Regions from separate parts of the Mus musculus genome. Here region 2 is linked to region 1. A link is a loop called in an ENCODE intact Hi-C map of the cell type or tissue named here. Cell type or tissue: heart. All regions are shown on one strand.

Region 1 (5,000 bases):
GATTTAATTGTGTAGGAAGATGTGCTATGAAATGCTTATCCATATAGAATTTCTTGAATTTTCTTTCAGTAGTGAGCAAGACTAGCAACAAATTGTAATAAAACAAGCCTGATTTACAAAACTACTTAATCCCAGAGGGAATGTGACCCAGGCCAGGGAAGGGCAGAGCTCAGGAATGCATTGCCCTGTTATGCTCATTCCAGAACTTCCTAGGCTTCACCTGCATCTGAGCGGTGATCAAAGCATGTTTTGCTTTGGTCACTTCATTTTGATTGCTCTACACTCACAAGAATGGCAGCCAGGCTGAGCATGCGATTCCTAAGGGCATCTCATGTGCACAGGCTTTGGAATTCAGAGAGCTGATAGGGCCATGAGAAATTCCTGTCCTTTCCATGCCAAGTGTGTACTAATACTGGTAGCCTCCAGGAATTGGAGGCAATAATGCTGGTCATAGGCTTCATAAGAAATAACCCGATGATTATAGTCAGCATGAGCACTCAGGAACAATGGGAGCTTTATGAAGACACACTTTCAACTACAAATTAGTTATAACACATTTCTCTTGTAAGACAATTGGGTCACGGTTTTTAATTCCTTTAAATTTTTTGGTGGAAAGATATCATAAATGTTTTAAGAATAATCATTATAAAGAATTTTGTTTTAATATTATATGGGAGCAAAATACTATAAAAGAATAATAATTCTTTTTTTTTTTTAAAGATTTATTTATTTATTATATGTAAGTACACTGTAGCTGTCTTCAGACACTCCAGAAGAGGGCGTCAGATCTCATTACGGATGGTTGTGAGCCACCATGTGGTTGCTGGGATTTGAACTTTGGACCTTCGGAAGAACAATCGGGTGCTCTTACCCACTGAGCCATCTCACCAGCCCAAGAATAATAATTCTTGACCATGTATGTGGTCTCTCATTAAAACTACCACAAAGCTGCCTTTGGGAGAGCATTGGCAGTCACTTCTGAACTAATTCCAACTATTATTGGAAACCCTAGGAAAACTTTGGTCAAGCTCTAGGAAACCTGGGTTGATAACATAGTGTGGTAGGTAAGGAGAGGTCACTTTTAAACATCCCTCATATTATTTGGAAGGTAAGAACCAGTCATACTGGTGGAAACAGATCTGGTGCCTTGTAACATCCACCCTATAATATAATATAATATAATATAATATAATATAATATAATAGTGTGATTCTCAACTGTTTTCCCCACTCCAGTCTCAATTTTCTAAATGGTGTTACTAGCCGTTGATAGCAGAGGCTCAGTAACAGTAACTAACTGCCAGGAGGCACCAGAAGGAAAGAATCAATCTGGTTGATGTATGAAAATTCTGCCTTGGATGCCCCTCCCTTTGTTATCATAATATCTCCAGTTCTTTTGTTTTGTGCATTTGAACCAGGATCTTTCTATGTAGCCCTGGCTGGCATGGAACTCAAATGTCAGACCAGGGTGGCTTCAAATCTTCTTGCCTTAGCTTCACCACACCCAACAAGATCTCAAATTCTAATAGAAAATAGAAATTAACTACCTTTTGGCAATCTTTGCATCATTATCTACCTGGAAATATTTATGTTGTCTCAGTGGAGTTCCTCCAACTTCCTTAATGTCAATGACTTGTTTTCAATATCACAAAATGACATTCTCAGATATGGTTATCTCTTTTCATATTCTTTTTCTGTTCTGAAAGCCCTCGAGATTGCGTGGGAGTCCGAGGCTTCTGAATGGGACTTAGGCGGCAGAGAATGTAACGTTAAGATGCCCACGAACAGACCTTGGTCAATTTAAAGGCAAACGGCAGTGGAGAGGCCCAGGGTAAGACGGAATTCAGGGTTAGAGTCCGGATTTGTGAGCTAGTGTTGCTTCAGTGTGTTTGTGGGGAGGCTGCTCTTGGCTCCTCCCTTGTCCGGTCCACACCACCTTACGCCTCCGCTTTTGCGTAACTATATTAATAGACGAGAACACTTCGCGTCCTGGTGCTCAGACCCCAGAGAGAAGCTGGCTGGAGCTTGGCAGGTGGGCTTGTAGCAAGGAGATGGGTGGGGGGAGTGGGCGGAGGGATTCTGGAGTGACGTTCGAAGTAGCCAATGGTAGTACGCGTTGGGGGCGGGATGGAGACATTGTGATCGTTTAGCCAATGGAGGACGAGCAACTACTGGAGCGACCTGGTGACGTGAGGAGCGTTCCATTCCGCCAGCGGTGGGCGGTTGCCACAGCTGGTTTAGGGCCCCGACTATTGGGGCCCCTTGTCAGGAGGAGGCACCCTCCCTGTCAGGGAGAAGTCGCTACCACCTCTGGCTGCTGACGAGATCCCCCGGGACAGTGTGCACTTTCTGCCCCCAGTTGCCGGCCGAGTTCAGTGTCCCTTGTTCAGGTAACAAGGGGTGGGGGTGGGGGTCTCCGGGGCTCGGCTCTCTGGAGGGCTGCATCCCCCTTCAGCTCCGCCGGGACCCAGGGACGTTGGCACCGCCCTGCTCAGCTCGCCAGCCACGGAGCCCCTGGCCGGGGGTGACTACACGTGGCGGGGCGTGTGTGAGTGTGTACGAGCGTGTGGACGCGTGTGCGTGTGGATGTGGCGCGCGTCCCAGCCAGCCTGGGGCGGTGGTCGGCTGCGTGGCGGAGGCAGGGCGGGCCTCCTGAGGACGAGCCCGCTGCACAGCCCTGGCTTCTGGCGCTAAGCTGCTGAACCAGGTCGCTGCTTTCTGACGGATTTTAATTTTCCTTCTCCCAGGTTGGGTCCCCCTTCCTAGTCTGTGTTCTTCTGCTGGGTCAGTTTATGGAGGCGGGGGGAGGGGGGAGATTGTTTTCCAGGTTAGTTTTACACAAAGGAAGTGATCTTTGCACCTCTGGGGCCCCCTCCCCTTTCCCAAGCCTTACACCTTTCCATCTTGTTGCTAGGCTCTTAGTCCCCTTTTGGACCTTTGCCCTCTCTAGCTCGGGAATGCTCTCTGGCTGGTTGTTTCTTGCTCATCGGGCTGCAGGCTTCCGCCTCATTCTTGCCAGCATGGGGCATGTGGTGCCAGTAAGTAGAGGACACAGCCCAGCACCTGAGAGAAGAGGAGGATGACAGTGGCTGGGAAAGGCGAGGCCCGGAAATCCAGGATGCTGAATGGAGCTATGATACTGGTGAAATGTCCTAGAAAGCCCCCAAGGGACTTTTCTTAGCTGCTGCCACCGCCCTCAGCCACCCCCAACCCCAGCATCAGTTGCCAACCATCCCAGGATCTCTCCTGTTTAAGGAAGCCTTTTTATCTACAATATGATGTGGGCTCACAAATGTTAAACTAGACCAGCCAGAAGATTTCATTTCGGACTCCAGAAGTTACAGAAGGTTTGATTAGGGGAAATCTGTTTTGTGGAAATACAATGTGTGTATGCTTCCAGAATGCCCTGAACAGCTTACCCCAGCCAGAGGGTTACTTGTTCCTTCCTGTGAGTAATATTTGAATATTGAAGAAAGAAGGAGAGGTAGAGGAGGTATGGGAAGGGCTACTTAGGGACAAAGGACAACAACAACAACAACAAACATTATTTTTATAGATATCTTTCTTTAGGTGACTAAAGAACATGGTGGTACAGTAGAAAGTACAAAGGGTGGCTACTTCCAGAATTCCTACTTATTTCCAAGACTCATATCATCATAGCTCATCAAAATCACCAGCATGGGTTTAGAAACAGGATTGATTAAGAAATATCAGTCCCCTCCCCCTCTGGAGAACTGGTTTGTTTGTTTGTTTGTTTGTTTTCCTCCTTAGAGACCAAACAGAGATCAGAAATAAAATTTTCAAACTTTCCTGCTCTTTCAAGCAGTGCTCATCTTTCTGTCTTTGGGAAATGAGGGTTCAGTTGTATTTTGTCACTCTTGTCTCAACACCTTACCCCTTTCTTTTTCTTAGGGCTCTTGATAATGTTTGACCCAGTGGCAACACTAGTAGACGACCTGATTTTAAAGCTGACCTCAGCCTCTGCATCTTCTCTCGAGTAGTCCCAAAGCCCATCTTGGACCAGGAACTGTAATCATGTCTGTGATGGTGGTAAGAAAGAAGGTGACACGGAAATGGGAGAAACTCCCAGGCAGGAACACCTTCTGCTGTGATGGCCGCGTCATGATGGCCCGGCAAAAGGGCATCTTCTACCTGACCCTCTTCCTCATCCTGGGGACATGTACACTCTTCTTTGCCTTCGAGTGAGTTTTCATTGAACACAATTGTCTCCTTATGGTTAATTTGGGTCCAAGGAATGACAGTACCTCCTGGGCATTTGTGGTGGTTCTTGCATGATTTTACTCTTCTGTTGAACGATATCTATAGGTTGTGTTTAATTGAATTCACTACTTTGTGGTTATAGTAGAATATGCACTTCCTAAAAAGGCCAAGAATTTTAATATCAATTTCATAGTCCTGATGTGGGGATATTCCTGACAAAGTTTGTCATAAAAATTCACGTCCTTTCACTGACAGTAACTTAATGATAAATGACTTCTTTTCAACCCTTCCCAACTCTGGGAGTAACCCTTGTTGTTATAACACCCCTCACCAATATCCACTTCATCTGCTATTCAGGGTACCATTTCTGTAAGCCCTAGTTCTTACCTAGCTGTTCATTTGAAAACCAAACTGAGTTGAGAACCTGAAGATTGGTCCCAGCATCAGCTGTACCACAAGGGAGCTGTGGGAACGCCATATAGGTGCTTTTGAAATGTGGGTTGTTCTTTCTTTCCAAAATCACTCAGCATCCCAAGGCTACATAGAGAAACTCTGTCTCAAAAAAAAAAAAACAAAACAAAACAAAAAACCACTGAGTATAAAAAAAATTATAAATGTTCTGTGTAAGCCTGATGCTAGCTTTGGGGTTACTTTTTTATGCAATGTTGTACCTAGTACTAGAGATACTGTTTGAAGCCTGTGTAGGTCACTGCTCCAGGGAGGTGGCCAGTTGGAGTCTAGTGTACTGTGTACTGTGGCATGATTACTGCATACGCAGAG
Region 2 (5,000 bases), 200 kb before region 1:
GTTCATGATGCCACCATTCTGCTGACCTTCTAGACTGGAAATCTCAGAGCTGTCTGGTGGGCTCTGTGCACTTGACCCTGCCCCTCTCCCTCATCTCCTGTTATCTGGCCTGTCTTCATTTCCAGAGCCTCCAGCCTAGCCCATGCCTCTTAACGTCCCACTTCCCAATGTGACTTCTCAGCACTTCTCTCTGGCAGGCTACTTGCTCTGGCCTTCCTCTGCTAAAAAGCCTTCAGCGAGTCCTGGCCTGCAGACTAGGCCAGTCCTTAAACTGCTGATCCCCACCCACTCAGGATTTTCTAGCTGGTCTAGGCCTAGCTTTAGTTCCCCAATCGTGGCAGGGCCCAAGAAGTTGGGGAGCACTTGGAGAGTAAATCTTGAAAGATTTGAAGTTTGATAACAACCCACCAGGGAAAAGAGCTCGAAGTCGGTGGCATTTCACTAGTGGGTCCTCTCTGATATTCCCCACTCACCCCATGCCAAGGTACTCTTCGAGGAGTCCATGGTCTTTGAACTTGTTCCCACTTAATGCCTTTTCTTTCCTGGGTTCCATCTAACCAATATGCTCTATCCTCTTACTAACAATGGAAAACTGTGTCTCAAGATGGAATTGAGTGGGAACAGCCAGTTCTTACCTTTAATTCTTAAACTTGTAACTGCCACTTGATGGACAGGTGACTAGAAACAGCCTGTGACATCTCTGTTGTAATCACAAACTGTTACTTAGACTGTAAGTTTAGTACCTTTTATCTCCTGTGTGTGTTACCTTCTGAGGGGTAGGCACCACCGTGTCACCCACAACACTGGGCATACTATAACGCAGATGAGCATCCCTGACCAGTTACTGTTTGATCTGATGAGAGCTGGGAAGCAAACTTTTGAGGTAGCTGACCGCCGTCCTCCCCTCTCGCTTAGGCAGTTACTCCAGGTGCTTCACTGCCCAGTGCTGCCCCCCCCCCCCACAGGACCACCTCACCCTCTATCTTAACATCAAAAATTTGTATTACTTTCAACATCCCTCTGATCCTAAAGACAACTTCTTGTTCAGTTTCTTCCTTACCCAGAGTGTTAAACTAGCTAACCGGTTAACTAACCCTTGCTGACAAGCGTTCTGCAAGAGGCTTACAGGAGAACCTCAGGAGACAGATTTCCTTGAACCAGAGTCAGGTGGCAGCAATCCCCCTGCTTTTGTGATGGCCTGCCTAATGGAGTCAGGAGTCAAGTGATGGTCCTCACGTCCCAGCGGCTGATATGTGACTCCCTCCTCCTGGCTCCCACAGCACTTTGTATATACCTCTTATTGTAGCACATTGTATGTAGTTCTTTGATTGTGTTCATGTACGGTTTCCCTTCAACAGACTGTGAGCTCCTCCAGAGCAGGAGCTGTGTGCTAGTCAGTGATGTATCCCCAGCACCTAGCCACAGTGCCTGATACACAGTAGGTGCTCAATAAATGTTTATTGAAAGGCTGAAGGTGTTCAGATTCCAATTGTGGGACCTTCTGCCTTACCTGGGGGGCGGGCAGGAAGAGGACAAGTAGGTCATTCCATGCTCAGGAGCTAATAATCATGGTGGTTTTGTAATTTTGGTGTCATTTTTAAAGGTCGTGATGGGACGGTCTCATGTAGCCCAGGCTATGTGACCAAGCATGATCTCCCCCATTCTGAGATTACAGACATTCGTTGCCACACCCCTCCCATCCCCGCGCCTTATTTCGGGCTGAAGACTGAATCCAGGGCTTCCTGTATGCTGGATAGATACTCTATCAACTGAGCTACATCCCCAGCCTGGACCACAGCCCACCCATCATAACATTTCAGGCAGCTACTCCCTTTACCCACGTGTTTATCTATCATTGGGTTCGCCTGGCGCTTAGAGCTGCTTTCAACTTCAACTATGCTGTGTTGATAGGCGACTCCCAAACAACTGCCACTGCCTCCCTTCCAAGTGACTGCACTCAGCACTATATCCTTATCCCTCGGTGGGACTGAGGTAGAAATGTCACTCCCATCCTTGGACGGGAACAGTCAAATTTGTCTGCCGGTCATGAGCTTGCTGACTGCACTCAGAAAGGCAGTTACCTAGAGCTTTGAAGACTCTGGACCCAGGGTGAGCAAGCTCTTTGGGCTCCCAGTTGCAGCCAGCAGCCTCCAAGCGCTTCTGCCCTGTGCGCCGGGCATGGAAGCCAATATCCAGCAGGTGGCGCTGTGGAGCCGGAGATGGTGGGCCAGCCAGGCGGAGCCCGGGAGGGAGGGGCGGCCAGGGCGTGGCTCGCCGCTCCCAGAAGAGCAGACTAAGCGGGCGTCTTCCTGTCCCTTGGAAGTGTTCCCTGATTCTCAACTTCTGGGCGGCTTTGGTTTCCGCCGACAATCTCCCTGGCTTTGAAGCTTCAAACTTTCTCCTCGGTCCCCTTCCCTCTCCAAGAGTTCAGCAGTCCGCAGAATGTCGCCTTCCCATTGGCCAACCGTTCCCTGGCCCCGCCCCCCGCCCCCGTCTCTAGTACCTGTAGGTGAGCTAGTGGCGACTGGGCTCTCTGGCTCGCTGCGGGCTCCCTAAAGCCGCTAAAGCACGCTCCAGGCCATCGCCAACCTCTAGACAGGTCCTGGACCCGATGCTCCCTCTCCTTAGCCTGCCTTTAGCAACACTTTCACGCGCCACCGCTTTCTCCCTTGAAATGGGAGAATAATCGAGGCATCTGTTACAACCATTTGCCTGCACCTGGAGGAGACACACACACACACACACACACACACACACACACACCCCGAGCCTGGGAGGAGCACTCACCCAGCGGCCAGCCCTCCTGATAGTGGAAACTGCCACTGTAAGGGGGGACACAGGGCTAGGCCTGCTCCCCTTCTTAATCTACCAGGTCTGCCTGAACATTTGGCAGCTCTTCCCTACCCAACACAGCAAAAGAAAAGCTTCCGTGTCAGCCTTGATCTTTATAACCTGACAATAGTCTCCAGCTACTGTATGGGTCAAAGAACGCATAAGCATGAAATGTGAAAGTGCTGTTGACTCTTCTCTCTCCTCCAAGCCTCTACTCACATTGTGCCCTCATTCCAAACACCATTCCCTGGCATCTATTTATATTTAAGTATGCACCGCTCACTACCTCTCCCGTGCCATCTGCTCCAAGCATCCAGGTGCCCTTGCCCAGCCCTTTGAGCTCCCACGGCATTTGGGGCCTATCTGAATACTGTTAATCTCAACAGGGCTTCTGTAACCTCCTGACTTGTCTGACTTCTGAACCGCATTTCCTTTTTGTTCTTTTGAGACAAGGTCTCACCTATGTAGCCTGGGCTGACCTCAAGCCCCTGCCTCTGTTATTCAGAGAAGTAGAACTGTAGACATGCGTTATCACACCTTGCTTGTTTGGGTGCTGGGTCTTGCTGTATAACCCTGGCTGACCCAGCGTTCACAGGAACCATTCTGCCTCCCCCCCCCCATGTCCTTGGGACTATGGGTATGTGTCACCATGGATGCTTGCCTTCTGACTACAGGTTTCAACTAGAGGATAGACCTGAAAGTAGAAACACTATGGGGTGTTTGGGATGACCTTGTAATCAGGAAGTGGGGAGGGGAACAGCAGGAAGGCAGATTAATGCTGTACCTCCAAAAGGATGGTGTTTCCGTACCTGGGCAAACTCCAGTGGAAACACCTTGCTGAAGGATGGGTAAGGACTGCAGCTGAAGTTCAGACCTGGGGAATGTCCGGACTTTAAGAAGCCAGACACATCATTCTCCTGGCCTGCCCACTCAAGCCACAGTAAGAGGCCCAAAGATACAGCGCTTAAAGTTTATAGGATCCAGCCAGGCGTGGTGGCACACACCTTTAATCCCAGCACTCGGGAGGCAGAGGCAGGCTGATTTCTGAGTTCAAGGCCAGCCTGGTCTACAAAGTGAGTTCCAGGACAGCCAGGGCTATACAGAGAAACCCTGTCTCGAAAAACAAAACAAACAAAAAGTTTATAAGATCCAGAGCTTCACAAAGTCTCACCTCGAACAGATTCTGGGGCCTGCAAAGACCTTCTGCCACAGTTTGTCTTAAAGAGTAATCCTAAAACTAGGAACAGGTGTCTTGCCTTATAGTTACGTCATTAAGTGGCAGGTGGGGAATTCCACAGTATAGCCAGGTGGGTAGTGTCAGCCCAAAGAGGAGTCAGCAGATTATTTCTGACTGAATTGGGAGAATCCTAACATCCAGCAGCCAAAGGGTCCCTCTTCTACTCCTGTTACTCTAGTCCAAGAATGCCCCTTCTACATTTCCAAATCAAAGCAACCCCAAGTTGGACTATTTTTCCCTCAGGTGGGCAGGGGCCCTGGAACATGCCCCTTTCCAGACCAAAGCTCTAATTTGACTTGCTCCCCCCTCCCCTGCATCTCTAGGGACTACGTAACTCCCCCAAAAAGCCACAAATGGGAAAAGTGAGGACAGGAGACAAAGGCCCTGACACGGGTTTTTCAGTATGCAAGTGTTTTTGACTCCACAGCCAGTTGCTTAAAACGAAACATAAAGGGCAGCCAGAATACACACCGAAATGCAAAACAAAAAAGAAAAACAAAACAAAAGCAAACCAAAAAACCAGAAAACAAACCACACAGTATCATAATTTCCAACAAAACAAAATTGAAATCCACCCCCCCAACTTTATATATATATATATATATATGTATATCTATATATATAATTTTGTTGCCGTTAAAAAGGGAAAACAGTTGTTCAAAACCAATTGGGTAGGATGATGGGGCTGTCCTACAGAAGGGGACTCAGAAATTCCTCTGGGAACAAAACACACACACACAGTTAAAAGAAAGAACTCTCCTAAATGGGTCAGGAGCCCCCAGAGGACAGATTGTCCCATCCCCAAACTGGCTTTTTTTTTCCTTTTTTTTGTCTTTTTTTTTCTATTTTCTTCTTTGTTGTAGTTTAGCACCTGTACAATAAAACTGTACCATCTCCATCCAGAGCCAACCCCAGCAAGGCCCTCCTGCCT

The links. A loop is a pair of places that touch in the nucleus more often than their neighbours do. Peaks named below come from ENCODE experiments on the same cell type or tissue, not always from the same donor. Only the 100,000 strongest peaks of a DNase experiment are listed, where the experiment ranks them.
Region 2: it touches region 1 in a loop (4-fold over the local background); 2 of 42 quality-filtered maps call a loop at or near these places.

What each region holds. Positions count from the first base shown.
Region 1 is chrX:48,205,869-48,210,868 of GRCm38, reverse strand. Zdhhc9 (zinc finger, DHHC domain containing 9) reads left to right here and starts at 2,167. Exons shown (of 10, transcript NM_172465.4): 1 at 2,167-2,389; 2 at 3,912-4,201. The coding sequence starts at 4,035. In heart, no CTCF peak of the experiment used is centred here; a DNase peak (open chromatin) is centred at 2,128; H3K4me3 peaks cover 1,810 bases; H3K27ac peaks cover 1,290 bases; H3K27me3 peaks cover 229 bases.
Region 2 is chrX:48,407,519-48,412,518 of GRCm38, reverse strand. It overlaps Elf4 (E74-like factor 4 (ets domain transcription factor)), which reads left to right. Exons shown (of 9, transcript NM_001381876.1): 9 at 1-1,469. It also overlaps a transcript of Bcorl1 not described here. Among named protein-coding and RNA genes, the nearest start is that of Elf4, 44 kb to the left of the region's middle. In heart, a CTCF peak has its summit at 2,192 (motif pointing right); a DNase peak (open chromatin) is centred at 2,258; H3K4me3 peaks cover 927 bases; H3K27ac peaks cover 542 bases.